Regions from separate parts of the Mus musculus genome. Here regions 1, 3, 4, 5, 6 and 7 are each linked to region 2. The links are chromatin loops, found by intact Hi-C in ENCODE. Cell type or tissue: left cerebral cortex. All regions are shown on one strand. Links, peaks and the distances in the headings refer to the core of each region. The heading gives the core; the rest is flanking DNA.

Region 1 (4,391 bases), core at 86-4,085, 180 kb before region 2:
TTTGTTCCCACTTAGTCATTTACAGCAGCTACAAAAGAATCTCAGATACAGTCTGCTCGCTGTGGCTTCTGTTTATCGCACACTTTGCCGTGATCCTGACGTTGCTAACAGTTCTGAATGATTCAGGAGCTGACATGCCTCCTGGAGGTCCTTTGAGTTTCTTCAGCAAGAAATGCTATTTTGCCTGCCAGTTAAATGAGTGATATGGAATATTTGTAACAGTCAGCTGCTTCAATTTTTTAAAAAATAATTTGGGGGTGATCTATAATAACCTGATTCTATGTGGTAAGGGTTCTATTTCATTCTTTTAACATATAATAGAACACCAGTAGCTGGAAGGCTACAGTTTCCCTCCTTCAATGTGAAAATTGATGTGATTTTTTAAAATTAGAATACAATTACATCATTTCCCCTTCCCTTTCTTCTCTCCTATTCTTCCTATGTATTCTGCCTTGCTCATTCTCAAATTGACTACCTCTTTCTCTTTAATTGTAGTTGTGGGATGTGTGTATGTGTGTGTATCTCAAAATATAAATGCGATCTAAACAGTCCACAGAATATTACTTGTACATATATGATTTCAGGACTGACCACTTAGTAATTAGATAACCAATTGGAGAGTCTTCCCTGGGGAAGACGATTTCTCCTGACCTCAGAATTCCTTAGTCACCTGTAGGTTTTTGTCTAGAGCTGGGGCCCCATGAGCCCTCCCCTTTCCTTCTTAACATGTGTATTGATATCATACTTGTTTAAGTCTTGTTTAGACAGCTGCGTTGATGAGACTTCAAGAGTGCAGCCTCTGTGACATTTCTGGGAGATGCAGTCTCGCAGCAACCTTCCTGATTTCCTAGCTCCTACAGTCTTTCTGTTTCCTTGTCTGCTATGATCCCTGAAACTTAGATACCGGAGTTGTGTTGTAGATCTATTGGTTGGAGATGGGCTCCATACAATCACTTATTGTCTGCATTTGTATCAGTTGTAGTTTCCTCTAATGGTCTCCATCTGTTCTTTCTTTAAGGTGAAACATATTACTTATCTCTGTGTATAAGGATAAATATTTAAAATGTAGATGTGGATAATGCTGGTTGAGTCAAGTGACAGTTGTAGGTTCTTCTCCAAGGTTCATTATTTTACTAGCCTGAGGTAGTTGACTAGGTTTCCAGGACCAGGCGTGGTTTTCCTCTTGTTGATCAGATCTTACATTCAGGTAAATAGCTGAAGGTTACTACCAAGACATGAGCACCACTATTATACCCTTTGGAATACTGTGCCACTCTGGTTCTTGTGGTTCATAGTTGTCGTTGATGGGCAGGGTCCCTTCGAGGGTTGCTTCCCTCCCTTAGAGGTTTCTGTGGTGGTTCTGGTACCATGAAAGATAGACCAGAGGGGAAGGAGATTTTCAGGGTAGATCAAGTTTGGATCCTCAGAATCCTGTGTCCAAAGTGTTTAGTGTCTTCAGAAATAGGAGTTTGTTTTCATCCTCTGGGAGGTAATGAAGAGCAACTGACATAGCTCATGTTTATGATATGAAATTTCTAAAGAAAACAATTAGCCCTATCTATAAGAATCAGAGGGATATGCTAGCTGACAGTTTAAGGGGAGAAGGGGATGGTTGGCTCCGTTAAATTTGCATTGACCAAAGTATTCTGGCAAAAAGTGAATCAGCATGAGCTCACCCTTTATGCCCCCCCCCCCGCCCCGCCCACACACACACTCCCAACAGCTGCAGCTCCTAAGCTCAGTGTCTTCTCACCTGAAAAGAGCAGCCTCAGCACTTCTCAGTCAGGTTTCCCAAAGGATGCTTTAAAGGAGGAAATGCCTCGCACTTAACAAACTTCGTCAAAATGTGCCGAGATGTATCCATATCTAAATGCAGCAAGGTTTCCATTACAACAGAAACCTGGCGTGCAGGAAGAACATTGTCCCAAACTCAGATTATAAAGCAGTCACTTGAGTCAAATAGCACTGGGTTTTATTCTTCAAGGACTTATAAAGAAAAAAATAGACAAACTGGGCTTCACAAAAACTTAAAACATTTGTAAACAAACAAACAAACAAACAAACAAAAAACCCACCCAGTATCAACACAAAAAACAGCAAGAGAAATACCAATAAATAATGTATATGAAAAAGGATCAACAAATAGAACATACAGAAAACTTAAGGACACAAAAACAAAAACAACCCAATTTTAAAAATGAGCAAAGAACTAAAATATATATTTCTCCAAAGAAGGTATAAAATGGCTAATAAATCCACAAAGCATTATCAAACATCAGCAACCATTAGGGAAACGCTCACCAAAGCTAGAAGAGACTACCTCCCCAACAAACAAACAAGCAAGCGAAAGCATGAGGGTGTAGAAATATCAGAACCTTTATGTTAACATAAGTATGAAGCAACCCAGCCCTGTAGGAAACAATGTGGCAGTTCTGGAAGAAATTAAAAATAGAATCAGCAGCCAGAAAAGATCCAAGAAAAAAAAATTCCCTTTTTGGATACAGAGCCAAAAAGGAACGAAAACATCCTCAGAGAGAGAAAATCGTGTACTCGTGTTCAATAGCAGCAGTGTTCACAACAGCCACAACATGGAAGCAACCAGGGCTCATCCATCAGCCGATGAATGGATAAACAAAATGTAGTAAATACACACAATAGGGTATTATTCAGGCTTAAATGGGAAAGGCATTCTGACACAAGATGAATGAACCTCGGAGACAGTATGCTAAGTGAAACAAGCCTATCACAAAAGGACACATACTCTATGATTTCACTTAGACAGCCAAAACCACAAAGACGGGCAGTAAAGTGTGGGTAGTCAGGGGGTGAGGGAAGGTGAATAAGGAGTTACTTCTTGGTAAAGTTTACAGACAGGGAGTAAGATGTTTGTGGGGATGGCTACACAACGATATGAATGTTTTTAATTCCACCGAGTGATTAATTTTAAAATTATTCTTACCAAAAATGCTTATAAAGAAGAAAAATATATTTTTGCACATGCATGAAATTCCCGACATATAAATATATCTAAATAAAGGTGATCTTTATGATAAATTCATGTCACGTGTCTCTTAACAGAATTGTTAATAAGTGAGGTCTAATAATAAAATCAAGGGAGTGTCAAAAATCATGAAAGTTCGAATTCTATAGATCTAAAATTTCAGCTAAATGAATATTGGATCTCATATTGATACATGAATTGATTTCAAGCACAATTCAGGACACAACCTAAAAACACATAATCAATATTGTGATTGTTAGTGTTAATTGTCAACTAGACAGAATCTAGAATCACCCGGGAGACAGGTCTGGTCCTGCCTGTAAGGGATTTTCTTGATTACGTTAATTGAGGTAGGAAACAGCATCTTAACTGTGGGCTGCACCATTCCCTAGGCTGGGATCCTGAACTGTGTAATGGACCATAGATAAACATGGTGAGACTAGTATTCACTGTCCTCTGTACCTTATTGTTGACTTATTGTGAACAGTTGCTTCAAGCTCCTGCTGTCTTGACTTCTCTGACTGTACCACAGAACCGTGGGCAGGAATCAACCCTTTCTCCTTTGAGTTGTTTTTTGTCAGAGTATTTTGTCACAAACGGGAAAAGAAGCTTAGATAACAACCAAGAAAATTTCTCAGTACTACCTGAATATCGGCATCATTTCAACATCTGCCCAAACCCTGGAGAATGTGTGCTGCCACAGAAATACTTTAGGATGGCATTATCTCAGAGCTGCTGTGAGTCACTGTCTGTAAGGCATTAGATCTCCCAAAGAATATGTAACCATGAAGACTTGACCATACACACTTCTTAGATACTAATTCTTTCTGAGTACCAAGAATATCTAAGTCCCTAAAGTACTGGAGACACATATCTAAACTCTCATCCTGGATTAACCCTTTCCTCTCCAAGTTTGTTTTGGTCATGGTGTTTTGTCACAGCAATAAAGAGCGAATCAAAGTCATCCACTGTCACCAACCATTTCCCTCCCCTAGGACAAAACTGGACAGACATAGAAACCACTCAGAAGTTTCAGTGGGCCATACTCTTTCTCAACTTGGCTATAAAATGTAAGTGCTTTAAATATTTCTTTATATTTTGCATTACCTCAAAATATTCTCTTAACAGTAGAAATAACATATATTAATATATACATGTATGATAATAAATGTCTACTATGGGATAAGGTTAGCTCAAGTGAGTCTTTTTTCTCTATCAAAATGCAAACAAGCAGGTCAATGAATTCTGCTGCAAAATTTCATAAGGGGAGCTCTGTCAACCAGGAGAGTAAAACCTCCTCCTGAAGGGATGGACGTTCTCAGAGTAGAGTAAGCAGAACATCACGCCCTCAGAGGGGACTGTTTGACCTAAGTTCTGCAATGTACCACGG
Region 2 (4,391 bases), core at 94-4,093:
CAACTTTGGGAAACACCTGGTTATGGAATCCAATGATCCAGAGACTCAGAATCAACACCCCTTTCTTCATTTGTCATCCCTTTCTCTGGTGGCCAACTCTGTGCTTTCCGCGCCAGCGTGCTCTACCCAAGGGTTAAATACGAACATACCAGAACAATGTTTATCAGTGTTGTCTAAAACCATTGGGTGGAAGATTTGTAAAAGCTTGATAATGGAGGTGTCAGGATACTGACTCCATGAGATTTCATTATTCACATGTCAACGTCACATGCTCCTGATGAGGTACAATATCAAGTGCATGCCCTACCATCATGATTGCATACGGCTTTTTTTTTTTAAAGTCAAACTCTCAGCCTCTGCAAAACTACACATTTTCAAGAAACGGGGAGAATAAACAAATTAAGCAACATAAAATCCATAACAACACAATGGACCACATCTAAGACATACCCACAACAAGGTATCTTATTTCTTCAGGAAATTAACAGCCTGAAGAGAAACGAATAATGATCGTTGGAAAATAGAAGTCAAAGCATACCGCCATTAAATAAGATGTGAGATTAAGTATAGCCCTTTATGTTATGACAATTTCTAAGATGGCATCTTTGAAATCAAGTAAATTTGAGAGCGAGCTGAGTATTAAGCGATATAGAAAGGACTTGCTGTAATGTAAGATATAGTAAAGGACTTACTAATGGTAGGGTAGTTAGGGACTTTTGTTTGTTCCCTACTTTCTGTTTCCAATGTGCTTATCCCTAGAACGTTTAAGTGGTGAAACCAACTAGTCTAGAGCTGTGCGGTACGGAGTCTGCCGGCTCACAGAAGTTGAGGCTTCACCGCCCGCAGTCCCGGCATGCCGCGCGGGGAGAGAGCCACGAACTCACCACCTTCCCTAGGCCTCCAGAGGAAGACTATTACCCGACATGCACCGGGCTCTAATTTGCATACCCCCCCCCGTGGTAAACCACACGGACCCACGCTGCCTGCGCAATTCCCTCAGCAGCAGGGGGATTTCAAGAGTCTAGCCACACAGTTCTGCTGAAAAATTTCTCCTTCGTTTTAGGGTGCACGGAGGAGTTCGAGGATCGTAAGCACTAAAATCACCCTAAGTTAAAGAATCTGATTTTCTGAGTCCTTATATAGTCCACGGTTAGGCCTTAAGATCGTGCTCGCTTCGGCAGCACATATACTAAAATTGGAACGATACAGAGAAGATTAGCATGGCCCCTGCGCAAGGATGACACGCAAATTCGTGAAGCGTTCCATATTTTGCAACCTCGATTTTTGTTATCTCTCTGTAGTGTTAAATAAAGTACATTGGGTGTAAACTGAGATTCTAGTTTACAATGCTGGCAACTTTGTATATATCTTTATAAGATGGAGTTTCGCGGTAACAGGTAGGTAATACTAAACCCCAAGCACCCCGGGAATAATGACATTTTTCTCTTAGAAGACTTTTTAGTTTATGAATTTCTTTATTAATCTTTTTTTTTTTTAATTTACATTGATGAATTGATGAGCCCTAATAGGGAAACAGCAGGAGCGTCGCTAGTTCATTCTCTTCCGGCTTGTAGACCCGAGTGTGTGTAACAGCTAAAAAACAGCCTGCCATTAGGATCTGTCTCACTAGGCGCCCCTCTGCATGTAGCCTGGAAGAAACACTGGCCAATGATGCATTCCCCAAATTTAATAACAGCAGATTTTAGTTGATGAAAACAAGCACTAGGGGCCAGATACAGTAGTAAAAAGCTAGGATAGGATTTAAGAATGACGCGCTGGGTTGACTTGGAGACGCTGTGAGGGAGAAGTCAAAAGTTATTGTTTGGAATTTGGTCCAATGACCTGTTCATAGTAAGCAGAGCCAAAATATGGAACGCTTCACGAATTTGCGTGTCATCCTTGCGCAGGGGCCATGCTAATCTTCTCTGTATCGTTCCAATTTTAGTATATGTGCTGCCGAAGCGAGCACGATCGTAGTGTCTAGCCGTGGACTATATAAGGACGAAGAATTCCTGACTTTTTAAGTTAGGGTGACTTTGACCCGCGTTTTTCTCCTAGCCTCCCAGTAAACCCGGGAACAAAGAAAAAGTTTTTTCAGTGAAACTGTGTAGCTATGCTCATGAACCCCTGCTGCTTAGTGGGGATCACGCTGGCGGCGTGGGTCCGTGTGGTTTACCTTGGGGTTATGCAAATTAGCTCCTGGTGCATGTTGGGTAAGAGCCTTCCTCTAGAGGCCTGGGGAGGGGAGTGAGTTCTCTAAGCAGTCCGCTATCCGGCACGCTGGGAGGCTCGCTGTTCTCCTACGTCTGTGTGGGAGCTTGAGAAATGTGTGGCAGCTAAGTGACCAGGGCCCTGACTCGATCACCTACTCCCCCCACACACTAAAACAGGACACTTGTTACCTATGTTCCACTAGTCCAATGCCTGTTGAAGTATGCCCAACCCGCCAGGTGACCCCTCCCCAGCATAGCCTACTCGGTCCCAGAACTATGGGCACCATACTCTAGGAACGCAGCAAAAGCTTGGGGAGGTCCTCTAGAGCCTGGGGTACAGTCTGTTCCCAGCAGGCGCTGCCCGGCCTGGACCCGCGAGTTTGACTGGGCGGCCACGCCCGTCCACTCTCTGCGGGTGGCCGGTCGCAGGTAACGCCTGCCTGTGCACATTTTGCGCAGGCGCCGATTAGGTCCAGGACCGAGGCTCGGGGACCAGGGGCCGCACCCCTTCACAGGTGTCTGGCAGGCGCTAGACGTTGCCTGGTAACCAAACATCCGGAACACAGATGCAAGGGCGGAAGCCCACCTACTTGGCCTGAGAGGGAAATTTAAGGATTTACACTGCTCACTTTGGAGTAGAATAATAGCAGAGTCACTCTTGTACTTCCGTTCCTTTTCCTGTATATTAAATGACATGTTAGCCCTGTTATGATACAAATGTGTAAAACATACCTACTTGGAGGAAATATTTGTTGTAATTTTAAATAACAGCGAAGTCTTAGCTGTTCAAGTCATAGCTTTGTGGGCTGTAAAATGAGGGACAAAGGTCAGAAACTGCTAGTTTGGTGTGGTTTCAGTATTTCTCAGAATGAAGTCTGGGCAAAGGTTTTCCTGTGTGCTTATAATTATCACCATTAGTCGGCTGTGGTGTGGCACCTGCCTGTAATCCCAGTACTTGGGTGGGAAACAGAGAAGAACTAGAAGTTCAAGGGCAGATTTCCCTACATAGTGAATACAAGCCCAGCCTAGGCTAGTCAGCTAAAATTCCTTCTCTTGAGCAGACAGACAAGGCCTATCCTTGTTCCAGCAGCAAACAGAAGAGTCCTCCAAAGGACACTCTGCGGAGGGAATGGTGAGTTGAGCTTCCTTCTATGACGTAAAGGAGGAGTTGCTCACAGAGCCAGGGTGTTCATCCCCCCAAGTTACGCCTAGAAAGCCTTTACCCAGTCGGGATGAAGACTTCTCCACCCAGCCACCCCACTCCCTTAGTCTTCCTAGGTTACAGACTCTACCCCTCCCCTCAGCGAGGCCACTTCTAGTTATGGATAAAATTGCGTACTACAGTAGGTAGGGTGGATACTCAGGTAAGGGTCGCCTGACCTCCCTGCCCCTTTATGAGCAGGTGTGGGTCAACAAGCCCAGCTGAGATGATCTTTTGCCAGTAGACATTACAGAATGTGGTAAGATAGATTTTGTTTGTTTCAGAAGATAGTCCTGTACAACACCTATACAAACTGTCTCAATTCATTAACAAACGAACTACCGAAGGACAAGGCAAGTTACTACTTAATTTAACTAGAGTTTCTTTTTTTTTTTTTTCCCTTCTCCTCGTCCTCCCATCTTTCCTCCAACTTGGCATGAGAAAATAATTTTAAAACTTGTTTAATTGGCACCGGTTTTCTGATATGCAGAAAAAGAAGGGTTATGAAGTCACGCAGAGCCGGGCGGTGGTGGCGCACACCTTTAATACCAGCATTCGGGAGGCAGAGGCAGGCGAATTTCTGAGTTCGAGGCCAGACTGGTCTACAGAGTGGGTTCCAAGACAACCAGGGCTATTCAAAGAAACCCTGTCTCAAAAAAAAAAAAAAAGAAAGTTGGTTGTTTTCTAACAACTTTTGAAAAGTAATAAAACACTGTTCTTCCCCCAGGAAAAACAGGAGTGAAAATGACAGGTCTATTGAATTAAAATTTCCAATTAGATGCTTTTTAAAAATGCTTTGGTGTAACTTTCTATTAGCCTGCCTTTTATGATAATTTTGTATTTATTTACTTTCCATCTAGATTGCAACTTCCCCTTTCTCCTCTCCTCTGAGACCCTCCCTCCCTCCCTCTCCTCACAGTCCCTCCCTCTCACCTCACCTCTCCCCCTCCCCCTCCCTTTGTTTCCATAAACTAACA
Region 3 (4,391 bases), core at 85-4,084, 210 kb after region 2:
TGGACCGCAGGAGGCTGAGAGCTGCCGCCACCTCGCTTGGGAACAGCAGCCAGTTCAGGGGCTGCTTGCTGCTTGGAAGCATTTTTACAGGCACAGAGGATCTGTGGCACTCTGAATTGAGAATCCCTGATGGAACACAACTGGGCGGGTGTAGATCTTCCTGCAGCAGCTCAGCCTCTTCAGAAAAGGAAAACGAGTGAAGAAAACATTTGTATTTCCAAGAATACCATAGCAGCTTCCCTTGGAGGGAACACTTCATGATACAGCTATAGTACTTGTTAGCATGTGACTTTTCCAGCCCAGAGCATGGGCTTCTGCAAGGAGAGTCTGTGTCGTTTCATTTTTATAAGCTTGGCATATAGTAATTACCAGTAAAGCCTCATTTATTGGGTGAAAAATTTCAAGTATCTATTTCTAACGTTTTTTTCCCCCAAAGAACTCTGTAGCATTAAAAAAAAATCCTTCCTCCAAAAATCACTGTATTAAGAAGGGCAGTTAAAATAAAGTGCAAATGTGTGCTTTTAAGCATGCTATTCTTATCAAGGAAGACACAGTGCTGTGCGATGCATCCATGAGGAGAATCTGTGAGCTGAATAAAGATGTTTAAAACCATAGAAGACTGGATCTAAGACCATAGAGCCAGGCCCTTAACAACAAATACCTGGAATACATGTGAGCCCTCCCTTCCACACCTAGGAAAGACGCTGCCAATCATGTCTGGCTGTTTCCCACCAAATGTAGGCTTAAGTGTAGACTCGTCACCAGCACTTTTTCACAGGACTGTTCCTGGGTGGTTGGTGAGGAAACATACACAGTAACTTGTCAGCCCAGGACAGACAGGACCTTGAAACCCCTTGAGGTCATCTTGGGGGGTGGGGGTGGGGGGTGGGGAAGGGCACTTGAGAGGAGCCTACTGGACTCCTGAGATGCACAGCCTGTTGTCTGCATGCAGAGTGACTTTATTCTAATTCAAGGACTCCTGCTGCGACTGGATCTGAGGCCCAGACAGGCAAAGGTCCGGCTTATCAAGAGATTCAAGGACCGAGACAGCCAGAGCCTAGAAGTCAGGTGAGCCAACCAAGCCAGTTATTTTCAAATCTGAGTGTGGAGGAATAGGCAGTTAGCTGAGGAGGACATAAATAGTATTCATTTCTTCCCAGCTGGGTGAATAATTGCATCTACCCAGGAAACCTGCCTCAGAGACAAGCTGCCTGTTCCTAAGGATGCGCTGCCCATGCAGAAACACGGGTGGATACAATCTGATAGTACTAGTATCGTCTGCCCCTGTGACAGTGGGGAGGATAGACTTCAGAAAGAAGAGTTCCTGTCTGGATTCTGGCAAAGCAGAGTTAGGGAGAGATCTTTCTTCCCTTGGCTCCCAAGAAGGGGAAAACAGAAAATTACAGTCACACGCTGTATAACGTCTCAAAAAGCAGCAGACAGCACACAAGATGGCAGTCCCGGAGACTCTGTCATCTAGGGACATTGCAGCTGTCTTAGTTTGTGTGAATATATTCTATGATGCTCACAGGATTTTTCAAAATCTAGCCCTGTGGTTCTCTGAACATGTGACTCAACTGTAAGGATTGCCCTTTCTTTGGCCTTTGGTGTGAACCTGAAGTGTTTACACCGGTCTTCAGCGTGACTCCTGAGAACATGGGGTTTCAGTTTCTTCATGGGTAGAGGAATTCAAAGCCAGATAGGCTACATGACTGCACCACTGATGTACAGTGAGCCAGCTGGGATCAGAACACGGGCTCTCTTTGTTCAAGACGCTAATCTCACTGAACGGCGCTGACTTGCCTAAGCTGCCGGTAGAAAGGCTGCTACATCCTTGAATGCCTGAATGCCTAACAGTGACATCATTGTAACCAGAACGGCCCTGAAGAGAAGTGGGTAGGAACTGCCATGTGTCTAATTTTTATGGCACTTTGCCTCTAAGAGCTAGAAGTATTTTCTTGCCATGTAATAAAGGGACTTGATAAATGAAAGCGTTCAGTGTTCATAACATTCTTCCAACACTATTTGATTAATGCTGTTTGATTAAGCATCAGAAGAGTCAGTATATGGGGCACTGGCATAGTGTACACACTGCTGCCTCCGGCTTGGGCAAGAGAATAAGGAAAACACTCAGAAAGTGGGGGTAGGCCCACTGATACCCCAGGGCGCTGACCTGTAAATGGAGGCATGAATCTGTGTCGCACACTCAGGGCTGTCTTGAGACTTACTTCAGATGGCGTGTATCTTGAAGAGAGCTACAACATTTTGCTGGGAGGTCAAGTCTGTTGGGCAGTGGGGTTTAGGTGAGCTGAAGAGGACTGAACCATGACACTGATAACCATCACTGCCATCGGGGAACGCTCCAAAAATGCCAGCTAAGCTGGTTGCTTTCCCTTTCTGACTCAGAAAGACCAAGGTTGCCTCAGAGCCCACTCCCAACCTCTTTTCCTTCTTCATGAGCTTGGGACCCTCAGCTGGGCTTAGCCTCTGGCAGCTTCCTTAGCAATGAACTACAGCTTGCCAGGAGGTCAGACACAAAACGCCGTTGCAACAGCAATAGCAAAAGCTGAGCAAATGGCCCCAAAGGGCTCATGAAAGCAGGCCGCCTGTCTGAGGATGACACCAGAGAGATAAACCACAGCAGTGAGGCTCCAGGTTCTCCAGATCAGGAGCTGAGCAGGCAGGGCTGGCACAAGCATCACCAGTACAGTCGCCCTCCCAGAGCAGTGTTTGGAAAGAGAAGACTTTTGTATGAAGGTGAAGATTGCTAAGACCATGAAGAACAGTCATTGGGGATTAGAGAGACCTCTTAATGGTTAAAAGAACTTTCGGCTCAATTAGCAGAACCTGAGTTCAGATCCTAGCATCCACGCTGGGAGGCTCACAAAAGTCTTTAACTCCAGCTCCAAAGACTCTAATGTCCTCATCTGGCCTCTGCAGGCACTTGCACATACATATGCATGCATGCATGCATACATACATACATACATACATAGACACACACACACACGTACACCAGCCAATGATAGATAAATAAATAAATAAGTAAATAAATAAATAAATAAAGCCTTTGGGAAGCACTGTGAAGGCAGGACTGCGAGGCCGTAGAGATGGCTGCCAAAAGCTAGCACATAAAATAATAAGAATAAAGTTGGGTGTAGTGGCACATGACTTTAATTTCAGCACTTGGGGAGGCTTGAAGCAAGCAGATCTGTGAGTCTGAGGCCAGTCTGGTGTACAGAGCGAGTTCCGGCACAACCAGGACTGCTACACAGAGAAACCCTGTCTCAAAAAACAAGAATAATGACAACAATAGCAACAACAACAGCAACAAATTTTTCTATACCCCCTCCAGTGAGGTTCTCCCTCCCTTTTTAAAGTGCCTGGTCTTGAACTCAGTCCAAAAGGGACTCAACATGCTCAAGGCAGCAGGAGTTCAGTGAGCCTTGACCCAGGGTGTTAGTGTTTCACCACTGACAAACCAGTGTCCACGGCTTCACTGCTTGTAGGGGCGTTTTCTGAGTCAGGACGTCTTAGTGCACTGGCTCAGGCATGAGGAAGAGGAAAGGACAGTGCCCTACAACAAGGCAGAGAACCTCATGCCAAAGGACACAAACAAGGTTGCCTTAGAGACCACACCCACCCTCCTTTCCTCATCTCACAGTGGCAAGGAAGCAGAGAGGGCAGAGCGGTCTCAGAGACAAGAAATAACCTTGAAAGTGTCCTGTACTCACAGTGACCTATTCCCTTCAACTAGGTCTAATCCCTAATAGCCCATGCAGCTATGAACCAATCAGTGGACCAATCCATCGTCTAGGAGGCAGGCCTTGGAGATCGGAGCTTGAAGGATATCTCAATCCAAACTGTAACTGCTGCCTACCTGGAACCTAACGCTTTTACCAAAGTAAGCAGGTGGCTCGTGTACTGGAGAAGCAGCCGCTTGGGGGACTAAGCAGAAAGTCCAGAGGAAGACAGCCCTAGGGAAGACAAGAGAATCAGAACAGCAGAAAGATCTTTAAAAAAAACAAAAACAAAACAAAGATTTATGTATTTTATGTATAAGAGAGCTCACTCTGTGTGTACACCTGCATGCCAGAAGAAGGCATCCGATCATACTATAGGCGGTTGTGAGCCACCCATGTGGACCTCTGGAAGAACAGACAGTGCTCCTCTTAGTGACCGCTAAGCCATTCCTCCAGCCCCACATCAGGAAGACCTATATCATGAAGGGTTCTGCCTCACCTGCCACCCCCACTGTAGCCACAGGTTCCCTGGAACTTGCAGCTCGCACTTTTAAAATGGACCTCTAGCCGAGACTAGCCTGACACTTCTTCAAAATATCTTCCAGCTATACCCTTTCCCTTCATTCATTCACCCCTTAGCCTCTCACG
Region 4 (4,391 bases), core at 178-4,177, 570 kb after region 2:
CTCTCCGTTCACCTTTATGTGAGTTCCAGGGTTTAAACTCGGGACGCCAGGCTTTCAACCTGAAGCTTTACCATCTGAGCCATCTTGCTAACCCAGCCAACTCCTTCTCAAGAAAACACTCATGTCCAGTCCACCTAGAATATCCTGAGTTCCTGGCAGTAAGTAGATTTTCAACATTTTTCTGTTGAGAAGTATATTTTATGTTTCCCTTACAACTAAAGAATAAAAAGTAATTCAGGGAACTTTTGAATGTTGGGTGGCTGAAGACTTTGAGAGTCCCAGAGATGTTCTGCATGTATTTTTGAAAACAAGACTTTAGGAGGCAGCAGTTGGATGTTATCATTCAGAGTGATGGTCTGAGTGTCAAATTGACAAGGGGTGGTTAACTGTGTTGTTGTGATGGTTAATCTTGATTGTCAACTCCATGGGATGGAAAGTTGCCATGGAAACAGACCTCTGGGCAGGACGTTGAGGGAGCTTGTAGATTGAACTTGTGGAGAGAGGAAGAGTTGCCCTGAATGTGGATGGCATCATTCTGTCAAGTGGAGTCCTGAACTGAGAGAAAAAGAAAAGCAGGAGCCAGGGATCAATATTGCTCTCTGCTTCCTGACTATGGGTGCATTGTGACCAAATGCTTCCTGCTCCCACCACTATGACTCCCCTGTAGTGATGGTCAAACCCTTGAATTGTAAACCACAATAAACCTGTTTTGAAAAAGTTCCAAAGACATTTTCTAACTAAAAGAAGATAAAAACATAAGTAAGTTAGGCCTTGGAGTAGTGGCACATGCTTTCAATCCCAGGTGATCAGATCTCTGTGAGTTCAATGCCAGCCTGGTCTACAAAGCAAGTTCCAGAGCAGTCAGAAATGTTACATAGAGAAACTCTGTCTCTAAAGACATAAACAAGTAAACAAACAAACAAAACAAGATTTCAAGTAATTATGTCTTCATAAATTCATATATTGATATGGATTATTCATATGAATTATTTAAGATTAAAGAAACTTGCAAATAGTTGATTCCATCTAACTATTTTTAACATTGATATATTTATGATATTAAGTATTAATCATCAAGTGGATATTAGCCCAGAAACTTAGAATACCCAAGATACAATTTGCAAAACACAAGAAAATCAAGAAGAAGGAAGACCAACCTATGGATACTTCATTCCTCCTTCGAATAGGGAACAAAATACCCATGGAAGGAGTTACAGAAACAAAGTTTGGAGCTGAGACAAAAGGATGGACCATCCAGAGACTGCCCCACCCGGGGATCCATCCCATGATTAGCTGCCAAACGCAGACACTATGGCATATGCCAGCATGATTTTGCTGAAAGAACCCTGATATAGCTGTCTCTTGTGAGGCTAGGCAAGTGACTGGCAAATACAGAAGTGGATGCTCACAGTCATCTATTGGATGGAACACAGGGCCCCCAATGGAGGAGCTAAAGAAAGTACCCAAGGAGCTGAAGGGGTCTGCAACCCTATAGGTAGAACAACAATATGAACTAGCCAGTACCCCCAGAGCTCGTGTCTCTAGCTGCATATGTAGCAGGAGATGGCCTAGCCCGCCATCATTGGGAAGAGAGGCCCCTTGGTCTTGCAAACTTTATATGCCCCAGTACAGGGGAAAGCCAGGGCCAAGAAGTGGGAGTGAATAGGTAGGGAAGCGGGGGTCGGGAGGGAGTATAGGGGACTTTCGGGATAGCATTTGAAATGTAAATGAATAAAATATCTAATAAACAAATTGAAAAAAAGTATTAATCATCAAATACACTTACTGTGAAGTGCGGGGAAATTGTTTTGATGGTATTCATATTAAACTACCTGCCACTGTCCCCACCTCTGAAATCTGCAGCATTTAATTCTCTCTTCACTCACCCAATTCCACAGGTTAAGTTTTTGTACTTGTTCCTTAGTCAAAGGCACAGACTAAACCAAAATATAACCAAGCCAATCAGCCATGCACCACTCTATTAAGTTATTTCCGCAGGATTTCACAGATGCAAGCCCTCTCCTATCAGTATTGTGTTCAAGGCTAATGGCCAGCCTTGAATCTATACTCCACAGTCTGCACATTCCATTGCTTGCATTTAAATCACCTGTTGTATGTATGAAATTTTTGCAAAGCTTTTCTTGTTTCTCCCTCTAGTGGTCAGTGACTTTCATTAAAATGGGAAAAGTGTGTACAGTGGTAGTAATGTGCGTGGCATGTGAGGAGAAACATTCAATTTCATTGTGAAATGTGAACCACAGCTGAAGTTACGTCTAACAGTATGGAAAGTGATTTATTTGGGAAAATTTCTTTAGATGCCATATATACTCTCTCGATGAATCCTGTCTGTTGTTATATTAGTAATTGTTTAAGTATATGCTACATCATTAATTCCTTGCTCAGAAATGCACTGCTTTAGGGGCTGGAGAGATCACTCAGCAGGTTCTACTCTTGCAGAGAGCCCAGGTTTCATTCCCGCAGCCACTCGCAACCATCCATAACTTTAGTTCCATGAGATCTGATGTCTTCTTTTGACCTCCAAGGGCACTAAGAAAACATGTGGTATACATACTCACATTGAAGGCAAAGCATTCATACACATAAAGTAAGATACATACATGTAAAAAGGGTAACGTTGCTTTAATGCCTACATGAGACTCTGTCAAAAAGAAAATGAAAACTTTTCCTTAATTAAGTAATTCTTAATTCTCCCTCCACCTTCCACTTAAATTAATCAGTGTTGACTCTTGGCTCTTATATTATATTCCCCTTTCAACTTCTGATTTTATTGCTTACTCAGAGTTATGAAAAATTGTTTAAATTTTTAGAAGCAACATTTAAAACTCTGTGATAGTTCATCAAATAGTGAGATGGTCAAATATGAAAAGCTACAGAGGGAGTTCTGTGTATATGAAAAATTCTGGCTGCATATGTGGAATGGTGACCAAGTACTTCTGAACAGAAGATGGTTTTAATTTTTGTTAAACATGGTAACTAGAGGCTCATCTCAAAAGAGCACACCATGAAACTCAGGGAATAAGGAAACTTGTCATGCTTTGCCAAGATCAAAAAACAGTACTTTTGTTTAAGAAGTAGAAAGGCCATCTTGTTAAAGACAAGTGAGTGTCCTAGTTTACTGTCTATTGCAATGATAAAACACCATGACCAAAACAATTTGGGAAGGAAAAGGTTTCTTTCATCTTACAACTCCCAAGTCACAGCCAAGGAACCTGGAGACAGGAACCGAAGCAGAAACCATACGCTCTTACCGGCTTGTTCTCGATAACTTGCTCAGCCTGCTTTCTTATATCATCAGGTTCCATGGACCCAGAGATGGCACACCCCCACAACCTGCTGAGAACTGGACCCACCCACATAAATCATTAATCAAGAAAATACCATAGATGCAATCTTATAGAAGGGTTTTCTCAATCGTTCATTTTCTCAGATAATTCTAGCTTGTGTCAAGTCAACACACACACACCAGGACAGTGGTCTTCCAACTTCTCATCCAAATTAATTAGGCCCCTTCTGAGAACAAAGAGGACACTACTCACAACATGAGCTCTCCCAGACAATTTGTAATGTGATCACTCTAATAATCTCCGATCATTAAGATAATAATTTATGCACTTCATTAAGAAATAAAGCAAGTTAAGGTAGCTCCTTTATTAAGGAGGTCATGGCAAATCACATAGGCATGTTTACTTATTGTAGGTTGAAGTTTGCTTAGGGACCACTGAAGTACTGAAGACCTGTGTTCTTCAGATTCTTTCTGTAGGGTGACAACATTATTTGTTTCCCTGGAGCCTTCTAAGTTTTAAAACTGAAATTCAGATATTTAAGAACCATCAGACCCAGGAAAACCAAGCGCACTAGTCAGCCTTGACAAGTGGGTAATGTGGAGGAAGGGGCATTCACAGTAATCCCTTGTCTTTCACCAAAACTGAGCCAGCTCCTCCTGACTCTTCTGACCCGGCCCGTCTGTCCCAGATGGCTCAAGGCACTGCCTTCATCCCAAGCATTGCAGTGACTATGAACTTGTTGCTACTGAACATTCTGCTTCCTATACTTCTTCTGCTCCCCATCTGTCAGTCACACCTTTTCCTCTCACAAAGAGTTCATCAAGTCCATAGCTCTCTGGCCTAGGCTTTGTGTTGGCATGGAAAGACCTCCCTTATTATCTATATCAACTTTTACAGATCTCATTCTCATTCTCCTTTCTGTGGTGGTTTGAATGTGTTTGCTTGGTCCTTGGAAAGTGACACTATTAGGAGGTGTGTCCCTGTTGGAGTAAGTGCATCATTGTGTAGGTAGGCTTTGCTGTCCTATGCTCCAGCTCCACCCAGTGATGATGAAACCCTCTCCTGGGTGCCTGCAGAGCACAGTCT
Region 5 (4,391 bases), core at 265-4,264, 590 kb after region 2:
TGGGCCCTCAGGCACCAGACATGCACAAGGTGCACAGGCAGGCAAAATACTGGCACATATTTTTTTTTAAAAGAACAAGGAAAGAAGAAAAAGTAGCCTCGCTGTTTGCTCTTTTGATCTCTAAATAATAGCATCTCTGATCAATAATATAGAATACTCTACATCTCTTGACAGAGCCTATCCCTGGAGTTATCCTGCTATGCAGTACTTCTCAAACACCCAGGTGAGAGAATTCCTTAGGACACTGTGAAGTAAGCCAAGGTCACAGACGAATCTTTAGCAGAGTGCAAATATCTAGAGAGTATACTAGACCTGCCTTATCTCTGAGGACTTGTTTTTATTTGGGAGTTGGATTGAGACTTTTTTTTTAATCAAGAGACAATTTAAGAAATTTCCCTAAACAATCTGATATCACATTTTCTTTTTTTTTTCTTTCTTTTTTCTTTTCTTTTTTTTTTTTTTTTGATATCACATTTTCTGTAAGGACATGGTTGAGTGGATTTCTTGTTTTTCATTGTTAGTACTTAGGGTCATATTTAAGTGTTCACTGCAGAAATACAGGGTTTTTTTTCCTCCGTCCTTTGCTCTGATTCTTCATCCACCGAGCACCACGCTAACGTCTGTCATCACACAGGGCTTTTGAGTACTTCCTACAGTAAGCTAATAGAGGCAGTCTATGCTCCCGTATCCTGCGCTTGGAGGGTGAGATGTGCCAGTCGTGCCCTATGTGAGATTTTCCACTCCCTGTCACGGCAGTACATCTTATTATTCACAGCTAAATTAGAATTCTGATCCTACTCCAGTGCTCTATGTGTTTTAGTTCACATGAACCAATTTCTCATCACCAATTCATCTTCCTAAGCACTGATAAAGAAAACTTCTCTAGGCTTTGAAGTGGAAAGGCAGCGTCCGTCTGCTTTCTGTAAAACGTGGGCACCTCTTCCAGCTGCACTTCTTCTTAGCACAGCTGTCGGTAGAGCTGCAGGGAGAGGCTCACTTTGGAGAGAAATCATTGGGAAACCTCCAGTTACTCTGAGCACTAGGAAGCAGATTCTGTTTCCTGTCCACATCTTTCCTTCTTCAGGATCAGGAAGCTGGGTATCAACTGCACAAGATCTTTTAGAAGATGTTCCCGGGCCTCTCATCTTTGTGAACTACTTTTGAATGCTTAAATGTGGGATGACCAAACCGAATGAATTAAGCAACTGAAAACAAGTCTCCATCAATTATTATACCATCACAGGGGATATAGAATTCACACACAATTGACATTATCCATACGGCCCCTTTTAATATTGTAGCTGTTTGAAAATCATTCTTGTCCAAAAAGTAATTTCTTCCTTCCTTTAAAATAATACTTATTTTTAAAAATTGTGTGTGTGTGTGTGTGTGTGTGTGTGTGTGTGTGTGTACATGCATACACTAAATGTGTACTGTGCGTAAGAAGGCCAAAAGCGGGCATTAGATTCCCTGGAATTGGAGTTACAGGTGGTTGTAAGACACCATGTGGGGGTTCATAAACAAACCTGGGTCCTCCCCAAGAGTAGCAAGTGCTCTGAACCACTGACCCATCTCTCAGACATCCAAAAGTAACTTCTTACATGTTCACAAGGCAAAGCAGGCCTCCAGCCATTGATTGACAGTCTTCCTCTAAAGCTGACTGATGCTTTGTTTTCCCTCTAGCTCTGAAGTAAATTGTCCGACCTGCTTCACCTGGACATTAAATGGGATGCCCATGACTGCTTGACTTTTGGAAATTAAGATGAAGGACTGGGATGGAGTTGGTTGGTAGTTGGTCAGTTGTCCAGCTTGCACGGGCCCTGGGTTCAGTCCCCAGCACCACACAAGGCAGGCGTGGTCAAGCACACCTGTGGTCCCAACACTCAGGAGGTGGAGGCAGGAGGATCAGGAATACTATCAAGAGTTCAGGGTTATCCTCTGATACATAGTGAGTTGAGGTCAGCCTAGACTATGAGACCATGTCTCAAAAAGCAAGGTGTCCCTATGAACTATATCAAAATTCCAGTCAAAAACTACCATCTTAACTAGTAAACGTACTCTAGTGTAACCTTCTAATGCAATTTAATTTTCTTTGCTCTTTATTGCCTTATTCAAATTTTGCTATCCTATCGCCTGCATGTCCTACTTCCATGAATTCTTTGTGGGAACAGTTTTTACAAAACACAGAAAGTGCTTTCTTTAATGTCTACTCCTTACTGCCCTCTGCAGGCAGAAGAGAAGAATAAGTGGCCAGATTTTTTATTTTTTTTTTTTTAACTCACATTCTCAGCCTAAGAGATTCTCACCCAATGGCAAAGTTAAAAGTAACTGGTGATTTTTTTTTTTTGAGACACTAACCATTAACAACCAAACACTATCTAAGCACAGAAATGGCTTCCCGTTGCTCCTTGTTGCACAGAGACCCCGGAGAACTATGCATCCTACTGGCAACAGCTCCTCCCATCTCCGGCACTCACATACGAATAAACACCAAAGTCTTCAGTAACTCCGGATCACAGCTTGGGTCTCTATACAATGTTCCTTTCGATTTGTAAAACTGGAATCTGAGTGGCAGCGTTCAGACTCAATAGTTACAGTGACATACAGGTGCAGGCATGAAAACTTCAACTTATGAATACTACACAAAAGACAACCAATGTGGGAGCCCCTGTAACGCAGCCACCAGAGATAAAGTGAGATGTTTCATTTTCTTTTTACTGAAAGTGTTAGGGAGGCTGCAAGATAACTAGCCAGCAAACCGCTTCAGTTTGTATACAAAGGCTGCTGATTATGCATGAGTTTCTTTTTCTCTACTTTGTATGGACAGCGGCACCGTCAGTGATGTCATCTAAAACAACAGACATGAATATATTGTGCCAACTGAGCCCAAATCAATGACCTGAGTAATGCAATCAGGGTACCACTATTATTTGCCCACTAAACCCTCCGCGTCTGTGAGAAAGAAATGCTAATCCTATGCACTTTCACGGAATAGATTTCGTGGGAAAGAAAACCAAGCCCTGTTTACTTTTATTTACATTCTAATAAGTTCTTAAGGAAAATGGACCACAGGATTCGATGTCATTGGGAACATCAGGAAATGTTGCAGGACTGTGTAAGTACCAAATTCAGTTACTGGTGAGCGAGCACACTCTGAGATAAGAATATTCCTACCAAGGATATTTTCTAAAGAAATGCTCTCCTCCATTCAAAAGGAGGTTTCTCCTGCCTGGGACTGAGGGGTTGGTGAGTCTGTGGTTCTTGTGAGGAGCACTGTCAGTCCAAGTAGCATGACTTCTTTTAAGATATAGAGATAGAAATTAAATATAGATTCATGTATATGTATATGATGTATGTGTATATGTATAAAAACAGTTATGCTTATTGTGTATAATTTTAGGTAAATGTAAAATCATAAAATCACAGCATTCCAAGGAATTCCAAAACAACATAAACTATTATGGCCCTGGATACCTCTCAAAGGCTGAAGGAAAGTCTCTTGCTGAAGACACTTTACATTTAACACACAGGACTCAGACCATTCGAGCTGGATCTGATCTAAAAGCCTCCTTCCTGTGGCTAGCTTCCATGCTACCAGACAACGCTACACAAGCTGCCAAAGGAGGGAAGCAATTTTCAGCCCCACCCAGCAATGACACCTATGAACCACAACAAGGACCAGCAAGGCAAGAGAGCCACAAAGACACAGTAAACGGCACTCCCAAGTCAGTTGTAACTAACAGCTGTCTAATTGGATGCAAAGCCCACTGGACAAGAGGTAAACCATGCCTGTTACTAGAACCTAGCCAAATTCCCCAGGGGTAGTGAGGTCAGGGGTCTTAGAAGAGAATCTACTACATAGCATAACTGTGCTAGCGCAACATAATTTCTAATCCCATTCTAAATTGTATCCTTATATCCATGGGTAAATGTAACTATCACCACTCATCATGGAAGAGTCTCTTAACAGCCAATGAGAATTGTCACAGAGAACCACAACTGGACACAATTTGGAGATCAAAGGATTGTGGGAAGCCCGGCCCCATCTACATCACTTCACATTTATATCATAGATGCTCTTGCATCTATCACTCAAGGAACATCTCAGAAGAGGAAGCAGAAAAATTGGAAGAGTTAGAATACCAGGATGTCTGCTTACAAAACAATCTCTCATAGAAGCTGTTGCATAAAAGAAGCCTGAACAAAGGCAATAGGACATCTCAATAGAGTCTACCCCTAGACAAAGAACTGCAGGCAGCTAATGACTGTACAAAAAGAAAATTAACCTCTCCTATGAATGTCACCCAATACAAAGAGATCAGCTCTGAGACCATATACACACAAACAGCAAAAACACACTCAACAGGTTATATTCGTATATTTTTACATGC
Region 6 (4,391 bases), core at 223-4,222, 100 kb after region 2:
GGAGATTGAGAGAACTCTTCCATGAAGTGAGGGGTCTCCTCAAAGCTGTTAAACAATCCCTAACATCCTGTTCAAACTGGAAATTGGTTTTGGATTTAAGTAAAATGGGCAATGCCCACCTCACACACCTGCGGAAGGCAACATGCACAAACACTAGTAAACAGAGAAAAAAAAATGTTTCGTTACTTGAACATTTTTAAAAATGTCCTTAGTTTCTACCTTCCCAAAGAAAAAATAAGCTGATGACATATAAGGTTAGATGGCTGAGGAAGTCCTCTCATCTCACTATCTTGGTTTTGATTTAGTGTATGTTTCCTTGTTATTTACTAAGCACTGGCCCAAACTGGATTCCCGTCTTATGGTAAAAGTATGAACTTCTCCCCTCCAACTTTCTCGGAATTTTATTAGTCGTTCTAATAGTTTGTCCTTACTTTCTAGCACCCTGCAGCCTCAGCTTCTCCAGAGCTTGCACCTCACTTGCATTCCCAATAACGCTGGAGAGGGAGGGTGTGAGGGAGTGTATTTATGTGTGGAGAAGTGCACGCGCGCTCCCGAGCTGCTCCCCACCCCCACCCCGATACTTTTCTTTGCTTGGGAACCGAGGGAAATTTTTAGAGGTTATTCCAACAGAAACTCGGGATCCAAGCCCCAACCCTGGGAGCAGTCAAACGACAGGACGGAGTCCCGTGTTTGGGTTGCGCAGTGCAACTTCTCACTCCCTTACCCCGAAGCTTTAGCAGCTGGGAACGTGGTGGCGAACCTAGGGAGGAGCCGAGGAGATAAGAAAAAAGTGAAAGGGCCGATCCCCCGGAAAGGCGGTTAAGTTTGCAAGCCGCGGTCCTGTGTCTGCGGATCCGCGCCCACCGCGCTCCCCCTTCCAGGTGGAACTCGTTAGCAGCAGCAGCAGCAGCCCAGCCGGCCGACCCCGCCACCTTCCTTCCCCGCGCAACCCTCCAAGCCCCGGACAAGTGAAGGTGGCGGCGCGGGGAGAGGACGCCTGGCGGGGCCGGCACGAGCTCGGCGATCAGCAGGCCTCCGCCGCCCCCGGCCCGGTCACCTGTGGAGAAAGCGGCCCCCTCTCCGGCCTCTCTGCCCTTCAGCCGACCGTATCCCCGCGGCCCGGCCTGTGAGGACCCAGGCGCCCGGCCCCAGCCCCTTCAACTGGTTACAACCGGCGGCGGCGGCGGCGACCGAGGGTCCCCGGCGGGAGGGGAGAGGCAGGCCCCGCGCAGCGGGCTCTCCGAGGTCCTACCTAACAACGCCGGTCTCCTCCGTCGCCTCCTCAACGGCAGCGGCCGCGGCGGTGGCGGCGGCAGCGACATTCCTGGGGAGCGCTCCCGCCGCCGCCGCCTCCTCCACTCTCGGCTCGCCTCTCGCGGCCGGCGCGCTCCCCGCGCCCTCGCCGACACACACGCCCCGAAAGCCCGAGCCCCGCGGCTCGCGCTGCCCGGTCACCCGCCCGCTCGCCGGCAGCGGCAGCCCCGACCCTCCCCCCTTCCCCCGCGCCCGCCGTCGCGCTGGGCTCAGTAATGGCGGCCACTCGGGCTCCTCGCGCTGACGGATCTCTCCCTCTCTCTCTCCCGAACTTTACCTCAGCATCTCTCCCGGCGCGCACCGCCGGAACGCACGCACGCGCGCGCGCGGCCGAGCGAGCGAGCGAAGCCACACACACCCGGCCGGGGGTGGCGCGGGCAGCACGGGGGCGCGCGTGCGTGCGTGCCCGCGCCGCCCGCCCCAGAATTCCCCCGCCCCGCGGCGCTCACCTCCAGACGCCTCCCGAGCCGCGATCCCGGTTCGGCCCCGCCCCTGCCCTCGTCTCCCGGGAGCCGAGGAGGCGCGAGTTGCCGCGCCGGAGGGAGGGGGCGCGCGAGCGCGCGGGGCCGCGTCCCCGCTCCAGGCCCGCTCCCCATTGGCTTCTGCCCCTCCCCCTTTCTCCGCCTCTCCCACCCATTGGCTCCCGCTCCTACTCCCTTCCTTCTCACCTTTTCCCTGTTACCCATTGGCGTGAGTGGTTTTCCTCCGCTCTCCCCTTTCTCCGCGTTCCGCTCCTCCTCCGTCCCATCCTCCACGCTTCAGGCGCCTCACGCCGAGCATGGTCGCCGAGCCTTCCCTGCCCCTCTCCCTTGCCTTCCTTCGGTATTTGGCCGTAACTCGGAGTCCTGCAAAGGAACTCAATGTTGTGTTAGCCGTTGCAAGGCATGGCTTGGGCGCCGATCGTTCCTCCATAAATCCCTTGGAGTCTTAGGTCTCTGGGCACTGAAGAATGCAAAGGAAAGAATGTGCCTGAGCTGCGTCGCTCTCCGGCACCTGGAGCCACTCAGACAGAAGCCTGAGCTAGTCGTGAGCAAGAGGAGTCCTTTCCCCGTGGGCACGACACAGACGCAGGCCCTTGATCCTGGCTATTCTTAGGGAAGTTGAGCCACACGCCAAGATTTAGATGGTTTAGGGTAGCCCCAAGGGCTCACCATAAGCTCAACTTCCAACTCTGTTTCCCGACTTTCATGATACTGCCTTAGAATACATTCGGTCTTTTTTTGAGACTTAGAAATTACGCGTTTGGGAGTACGTTGGTTGAGCTTTCTATGTATTATTATTCATCTGTGCATTGACGTGAAAAGGCAGAGAGAATTTGAACGAAGGAAAATCAAGGCCTTTAAGCTCTGAAGGAACTATTTGTGACTTTCCCAAGGTCACCCTAATTTTAAATGGAGATGTTAGAAGGAAAAAAAATAAGTAAATCTGCTCCAATTCATTGGTTCATGTAAAGTGACTTGGGGGGAGTATTTCTCTTTGGAGCAAGATTCATTTCCTGTGCTGAAAATAGTTTATCATCAGTAAATATATAAAAATGCTTTAAAATTCAAATTATTCATAGGCTACATAAGGTACCGAAGTTAGCCAAGGTTGCTTTTTAGTGTTATAATGGCGTAGCTGCTGCCATCCAGAAGTAAATTTACACTCTGTCAGGAAAGAAAACAAAAACTGCCTGTTGGTACAAATTGGTTAGAAAATATTTGTCAGTAAATCTGTCACAATATTCCAGCAGAAGATCTGTTCATTTGTTCCTTCCCTGTGTCCCTCCACGGTTCATTATTCCTCAAAGGTAAACTTAAAATAGTTTAGAAGCAGAAAAGACATTTCTAATTCCTCTGTTATTCGCTCCTTAATTTTAAGAAGTCATAACTAAAATCCTTGATTCCATCCATTGCTGCACCAGAGGCTGTGCTCTGAGGATACTTACAAACTAAGACAATAGGGGAAGCTGAGGACCATTGCAATGAAAGTGACACAGAGAAGTCAGTCAGAAGGGAAGAGAGAAGAAAATTAAGAAGAGGAAGCTCGAATCCCCTACTTAGGCTTGAACAGAATGTGGTTTTGTGTATTTTTTTTTTAAATCTTTGTACTAAAAACCCTTAAACAATGCCTGGAGCCAATTAAAAACCTTAACCTGAATTGAATAGAATGTTAAGTACTATATGGTACTCATGCTAAGATGATTCTGGAATTATTTTCTAAACAACCAGAAAATCTTTAACCATGGGTATTTAGTAACATATGAGAAGTCAAATAAATCAAGGCTCATAAAAGAAATATTAGCATTAGGCATAATTTTCAACTACAGGATCTGACACCAGGTGCAGAAACGACTTGAAATATCATTGCTCTTAATAAAGGACCCTCCCCCAATTTTACCACGGTTTACAAGCAACAATTTTCATACCTGGCATTCCTTTTAGTCCTGCATCATCTATCTTGACTTAGAAGTTTTGGAAACGTAAAACGTTGCTTACTTTTAATAGTAATCTACTCACTAGAACATATAAGTCGCCACTGCTCTTTGTCTTTGTTACTTATTTCTTTTTTAAAAATAAAGCATGGCATTCTGTAGCCATAGAAATCTTAAAATGGGGATTAGAAGCCAGCATTCTGTGACTGATAATGTCTCTATGCTTGTAGATAAGACGCACTAAGCAGTGAGTAGAGAGTGCCATTCTTAAACCTGAACGGGCGCAGCGCTTTCTGGGGGAAAAACTGAAACATTCACCCTCCCCGCCCAAAAGAGAATATTTTAAGAAAAAAAAAATGAGGAAATTGTTCTTTAAGCTCATTGGTGGTACTATGTGGGAGCTGGAATAAATATTACCCAGCCTTCTCACATCTATTACTCTTATTATCTGGAATAAAAAATGTAAATGCTTCATCTGCTGTACTGGATAATTAAAATCACCCAGAGCTTTGTTCTTCGTTTTCTTTGAAAAAAAAAAAGGGGGGGGGAGGAGGAGGGAGGACGAATAACACTCCAGTCAGGCATTTTAGGGTTTTCATTTAAATATTTGTTCTACAGACTAATAGTTCTCCAACATATCCTAACAAGAGTATTAATTTTCATG
Region 7 (4,391 bases), core at 191-4,190, 96 kb before region 2:
TATCTGTATTAGTCCCACTATAGCCTAGCTATCTAGAAAGATTTAAATCATTATACCTTTGTAAGTCAGTAACAAAACCATAACCAAAAGTATAGGTTAACAGTTTGTGAGACTTACACAGTCTAAACTTGGCCACATGGGCAACACAGTTTTGATAATATTCCAGTCATTATGTACAGCAAAATACTTGAAATTCTAGAAAATTTTCACTGAGGCACCAATAAATCCAGCCACAGAACAAACTCTCTCCCTCCCCCATACACACACACACACACACACACACACACACACACACACACACCACACACCCTTGGGGATATATTAAAACTACCGCAACTGAAATAGCCTTAGCTAGTAATTAAGGCACAGCTAATCAGAGTGCAGAGTGCAGCACAGGCTGTGGTCCTCCAAGAAACAGAACCCTGGGTGACAGCTCTTGCTATCAGGGCTTTGTTCTCCTGGAGCAAAAAAAGCACAAAAGCATAAAGTTGAGGAACTGTGGCTGCATGTTGTGGGGGTTGGGAGGATGACAGGTTTGCCTGCGCTGGGCGGATGTTCCGCTAGCGTGGCAGTCCACACCCGCCAGTGCCCTTCTCCACCCTCAAAGCATGACTTCACTTTTCTAACACTGCCCTTAAGGAATCTGGCCTCCGTGACTTCCAGTAACCATACGTTTCACCCAGGAGGAAGCAGCGGAGAGCACTGTTAGACAAAAGGGGGGAGAATTAAACCAGGAGAAAACCCACTAAACCGCTGCCTTCTGTTTCACTCCTAGCAATTTGTGTCACTGAACAAGTCTTTTCATGTCGCTTCTCGGGAGCAGTACTTCAAGGGGTTCTAACTACTTTCCCTTCCCCCATTAAGGCCTTTCTCCTCCCTTTTACCTGAGAGCTTCTGACTTGGCTGCGTTCACACCCAACGGTCCCAGCAGAGCTCTCTGTTCATACTATGCGTCACACACACAAAAAGCAGGCAGTGAGCATCCATACTACTAATTGCTCGTGGGAAGGCCAGGCCGAATTGACCTCTTCCATCCCATATAGCTGCACGCGAGCAATATAAGCTTAAAAGACTGGGAGTAGCATGTGTGTGGTGTGGGGTAAACAAACTAATTAAACCCCGAGCTGTACCACTCCGCCTAGTGCCTGTGCCTAATGGGACCGCTGTGCCCAACTCCATAGGAGAGAAAAATCAACGCAAGCTGGCTGGAGATGTTGCTTTTCCGGCTTCCTCTGAAATATCTGTTTTAGGCTCCATCTAAACTGTTTAGGCTCCAGCAATCTTAACTAATTACAAGCAACTCAGGGGGTGCTATTCTTTCCAGTAAGACTGTATAAATAAAAACTATCAGCTCGACTGCACTGAAACACAGGACCACTCCCTGACTGTAAGCCGGCAGATTGAACAACTGAACGGGCATGTGCTTTCTCTCCCCCAGTAGCAATCAGTTGCACCAAGGAAATTCATTTCATTTCCCAAAACAAAAGGCAATGATACCCTGTTCCATACTGACCTGTTAGACTGGTTTTTAGCAAATAAAATAGTAACGATTCTTAAAAGCAAGCCCTGGATTAAACGTAAACATCGTATGTTTATCTGGAGCTTTGGAATTGAGTTGAGGTTCCGGGTCCAGAGATTTGCATTCCTAACAAGCATCAAGGCCCCTGACATTTATCCATCACACTGGGTTGGGGCTAGAGTTAAGCATGAGCCCGCGGGCGGGCGGGCGGCAGCGCCACTGGCCTTTCCAGAGTCTCTCTCCCGGGTTATCCTTGACTGTAACTGCCGCAGAGGGGAGACTTGCTCCTCTCTCAGTTACAAACCAGCCTGGAAGCAACTCCAGCTTCAGCCTCTTAACTATGGAGGACATGAATTGAAGAGATTCCACACAAATCAAAAGGCATAGATAATTTCATCTGGTTTCAGTCTTAATGTTTTTAACAAATTATTTCTTGAACATGCAAGAGAATCCCCTTTCACATACACATAAGGTTATGTCAAATGCTTATTCAGCACTCATTCCTTGCCATGAAGAATCTGAAACCCAATGGAGGTAAATACTGAATTCCGTTCTGCAAGTCACTAAATATTTCATAAATCACAGAAGCAAATGGGACCAATTAGCCCTGCCTCATAAAAAAAGAAACATATCTTTACAATGTTAAAATACAATGAACTACACATTTCAGAGCTTATTTAGGCTTTTGCAATAGAAAATTTTCTGTGCTTTTTTTTTTTAATTCATGAGAATACTAAAAATAACAGGCGGAGACGGAGCAAGAAATCTTTGCATTTTGATTTTTATGCGACTCTCACAGGCCTTTGTCTTAACACAGCAGCCTGAAAACAGAATTAGGCAAAACAACCCTTCTTTCTCCAGTCCATTTTAAGCAGACAACATCCCCCCATCCCTGCCTTAGTAGACGCCACAGACTAACCAACAAAACAGCGTCGCAATTAAGGCCCAAACGTTTAACACTCACCATCTCCTGCTCCCAACGTCGCCTTTTGATGTTTACAGCACATCTGTAGGATGCAATACTAGGAGATGCCTTGTTTGACCTGCTGCATGATGCTGTGACATCAGTTCAGATGATGCAGCTCATTATGGGAAAGGCTGCTGTTGCTATGGCAACTGGGATGTGCTAGGAATCCTTGCTGCATTTCCAGTGGAGCCTGAGACAATACAAAAGCCCTGTAAGAAGCAGACAATATGCAAAATGCAGTCCAAAGAAACAGGGCTCCTCATTGGACTAAAATCTGTAAGTTTAAAAGGGGATTTCTTAGAATAATTTTAGAAAACAAAATAAAAATTACCTCTTCGTTTGCTGCTCTACATTGAGAGAATAAAGGTGCAAGTGGAATGTCGATTCAGTACTCAGAAAATACAAACTCGTATTCATGGTTCCCTATCAGGCAATTTGATCGCTCTTCTCCCTGGCTAGTAACGATACCTCTTTAAAAGTTATTAAAAAGAGGTTTAGTTCATCTGACAAAGAGAAAAAGAACAAAGCATGGATTTTGAAACAATTTAAAATGTAATAAACAGCTGACCAAGTGAGTCTAATTCTAAAGTGCACAGACTAATAATCGTCAGAACATGGGCAAAGCCTCCGCCAGCTAGGTCTGCCCTGAGGGTGTTCTCGGGTAGACACCACCCCACAGAGCCTGCTGCTGGAGAACTCGCTACCACTTAACCTTCAGGAGCAGTGAAAAGAGGTTGGATCCTAGAGACCCTTCCCCTATCTGACAGAGAACTCTTCCTACACATGGCCAAAAGGCAAGTATCTTCTGGGGTTAAAATCTGGAACAAGTGGAAGACCTGTAGAAGTTTCTTGTGACTGCCACTCACAACCCTTGGGGTTTGTTTTGTTCTTTTTGAGGCTGTAAGACTGCCTACCAAGGAGGCTATTACTCTCTCCCCTCCCCCACTGGACCTCTGACAGGCACATTAAAACAAGACTCCAGGAGGATTTCTCCAGTTAGTGAAAGGAAAGGAAATCCAAAGAAATCAGTCCTTTCTTTCCAGTGTGAAGCATAAACAAGCATCATGTTGTGACCCTGAGGAGAGCTAACCGTGGACCAGCTACCCATCTCACTCATCTAAGGCTTGCAGGCCACTGACAGAGAAAGGCACAGCCAAGCTGACCTACATCCATTCTGTCTCTACAGCTCTGAGAAAGCACAAAATTCCGAAACCTAATACAGAATGAGACAATTATATTGTCCAATCATCTCTTAATTGTCCCATACTTCTCTTAATCAGCAGCACAGGGGGTGGTGGGGTTGGAGGGGAGGCTCTGAAGGAACTCAGGCAGCCTCCTGTAAAGAAAAACTGATAAAATCAGAAGAGGTGCCACTATCCAGCCTTCCACAGAGCAGCCCTGCCTTGGATGTGAAGTCATGATTGCTCTTGCTTTTCCTAATAAGGAACAAGGAAGGGAAGAACAAGAGTAAAACCTGTGTATACACTCAGCAGCACAACAGAGCTTGACTCCCTTATCTTAGACCACATGGTACTCACACATTGAGAGGTCAGCATGGAACCACTGCAAAGCCCAGAGCACCGACCTGGGGCTCAGGAAATCTACCAGTGATGGTATTTCCTCCGAGAGCTCCTTCTGTGTATTCAGGGTTAGTAGCCTCTCTGGGGCTCAGGGGTTTCGTCTGAGGGAGGATAGACTTAGATAATAATCATGGTTTGCTAATAATATTTAAATTTTTTTTTCCTTTATGTTACAGAGCAAAGCTGGGCTTCCTTCACTGGGGCAGGGGTGAAGAGGCCCAGAGTCAAGACTGTTGGACCCTTCTTGGCATAATTATTAACCCTGCCTGCTATAGAGTACTGCTGGCCTCCCTGAAAAACTCTTAGGCCTCCAGAAATAAATAGG

Evidence for each region. Hi-C counts contacts between places; a loop is a spot of excess contacts. Peaks named below come from ENCODE experiments on the same cell type or tissue, not always from the same donor. Only the 100,000 strongest peaks of a DNase experiment are listed, where the experiment ranks them.
Region 1: a loop joins it to region 2, with 6 times the contacts of the local background. A loop is called at or near these places in 4 of 42 quality-filtered maps.
Region 3: a loop joins it to region 2, with 2.2 times the contacts of the local background. A loop is called at or near these places in 6 of 42 quality-filtered maps.
Region 4: a loop joins it to region 2, with 2.4 times the contacts of the local background. A loop is called at or near these places in 2 of 42 quality-filtered maps.
Region 5: a loop joins it to region 2, with 4 times the contacts of the local background. A loop is called at or near these places in 5 of 42 quality-filtered maps.
Region 6: a loop joins it to region 2, with 8 times the contacts of the local background. A loop is called at or near these places in 23 of 42 quality-filtered maps.
Region 7: it touches region 2 in a loop (4-fold over the local background); 2 of 42 quality-filtered maps call a loop at or near these places.

The regions. Positions count from the first base shown.
Region 1 is chr12:52,778,605-52,782,995 of GRCm38, reverse strand. The region is part of intron 1 of Akap6 (A kinase (PRKA) anchor protein 6); the gene reads right to left. Among named protein-coding and RNA genes, the nearest start is that of Gm51971, 18 kb to the left of the region's middle. In left cerebral cortex, for the core only: no CTCF peak of the experiment used is centred there; DNase peaks (open chromatin) are centred at 1,778 and 2,521; H3K27ac peaks cover 632 bases.
Region 2 is chr12:52,601,366-52,605,756 of GRCm38, reverse strand. It overlaps 1700031P21Rik (RIKEN cDNA 1700031P21 gene), which reads left to right and starts at 3,435. Exons shown (of 3, transcript NR_045910.1): 1 at 3,435-3,577; 2 at 3,702-3,767. It overlaps Gm35239 (a long non-coding RNA gene), which reads right to left and starts at 2,804. Exons shown (of 7, transcript XR_001780617.2): 1 at 693-2,804. Gm23296 (a small nuclear RNA gene) reads left to right here and starts at 1,166; the gene lies at 1,166-1,272. LOC115488100 (a small nuclear RNA gene) reads right to left here and starts at 1,969; the gene lies at 1,863-1,969. In left cerebral cortex, for the core only: a CTCF peak has its summit at 1,643; DNase peaks (open chromatin) are centred at 1,197, 1,816, 2,208, 2,663 and 2 more places; H3K4me3 peaks cover 2,870 bases; H3K27ac peaks cover 3,046 bases.
Region 3 is chr12:52,391,955-52,396,345 of GRCm38, reverse strand. No RefSeq gene overlaps it. Among named protein-coding and RNA genes, the nearest start is that of Gm40423, 33 kb to the right of the region's middle. In left cerebral cortex, for the core only: no CTCF peak of the experiment used is centred there; DNase peaks (open chromatin) are centred at 630, 1,211 and 1,736; H3K27ac peaks cover 423 bases.
Region 4 is chr12:52,036,274-52,040,664 of GRCm38, reverse strand. No RefSeq gene overlaps it. Among named protein-coding and RNA genes, the nearest start is that of Gpr33, 10 kb to the right of the region's middle. In left cerebral cortex, for the core only: a CTCF peak has its summit at 2,169 (motif pointing left); a DNase peak (open chromatin) is centred at 2,139.
Region 5 is chr12:52,008,593-52,012,983 of GRCm38, reverse strand. No RefSeq gene overlaps it. Among named protein-coding and RNA genes, the nearest start is that of Dtd2, 4.3 kb to the right of the region's middle. In left cerebral cortex, for the core only: a CTCF peak has its summit at 2,225 (motif pointing left); DNase peaks (open chromatin) are centred at 2,207 and 2,566; H3K4me3 peaks cover 773 bases.
Region 6 is chr12:52,501,249-52,505,639 of GRCm38, reverse strand. It overlaps a transcript of Arhgap5 not described here. Among named protein-coding and RNA genes, the nearest start is that of Arhgap5, 13 kb to the left of the region's middle. In left cerebral cortex, for the core only: no CTCF peak of the experiment used is centred there; DNase peaks (open chromatin) are centred at 536, 776, 896 and 1,933; H3K4me3 peaks cover 2,508 bases; H3K27ac peaks cover 3,324 bases.
Region 7 is chr12:52,697,535-52,701,925 of GRCm38, reverse strand. It overlaps Akap6 (A kinase (PRKA) anchor protein 6), which reads right to left and starts at 2,543. Exons shown (of 14, transcript NM_198111.2): 1 at 2,484-2,543. In left cerebral cortex, for the core only: no CTCF peak of the experiment used is centred there; DNase peaks (open chromatin) are centred at 1,113, 1,388, 1,794, 2,619 and 2 more places; H3K4me3 peaks cover 2,924 bases; H3K27ac peaks cover 2,829 bases.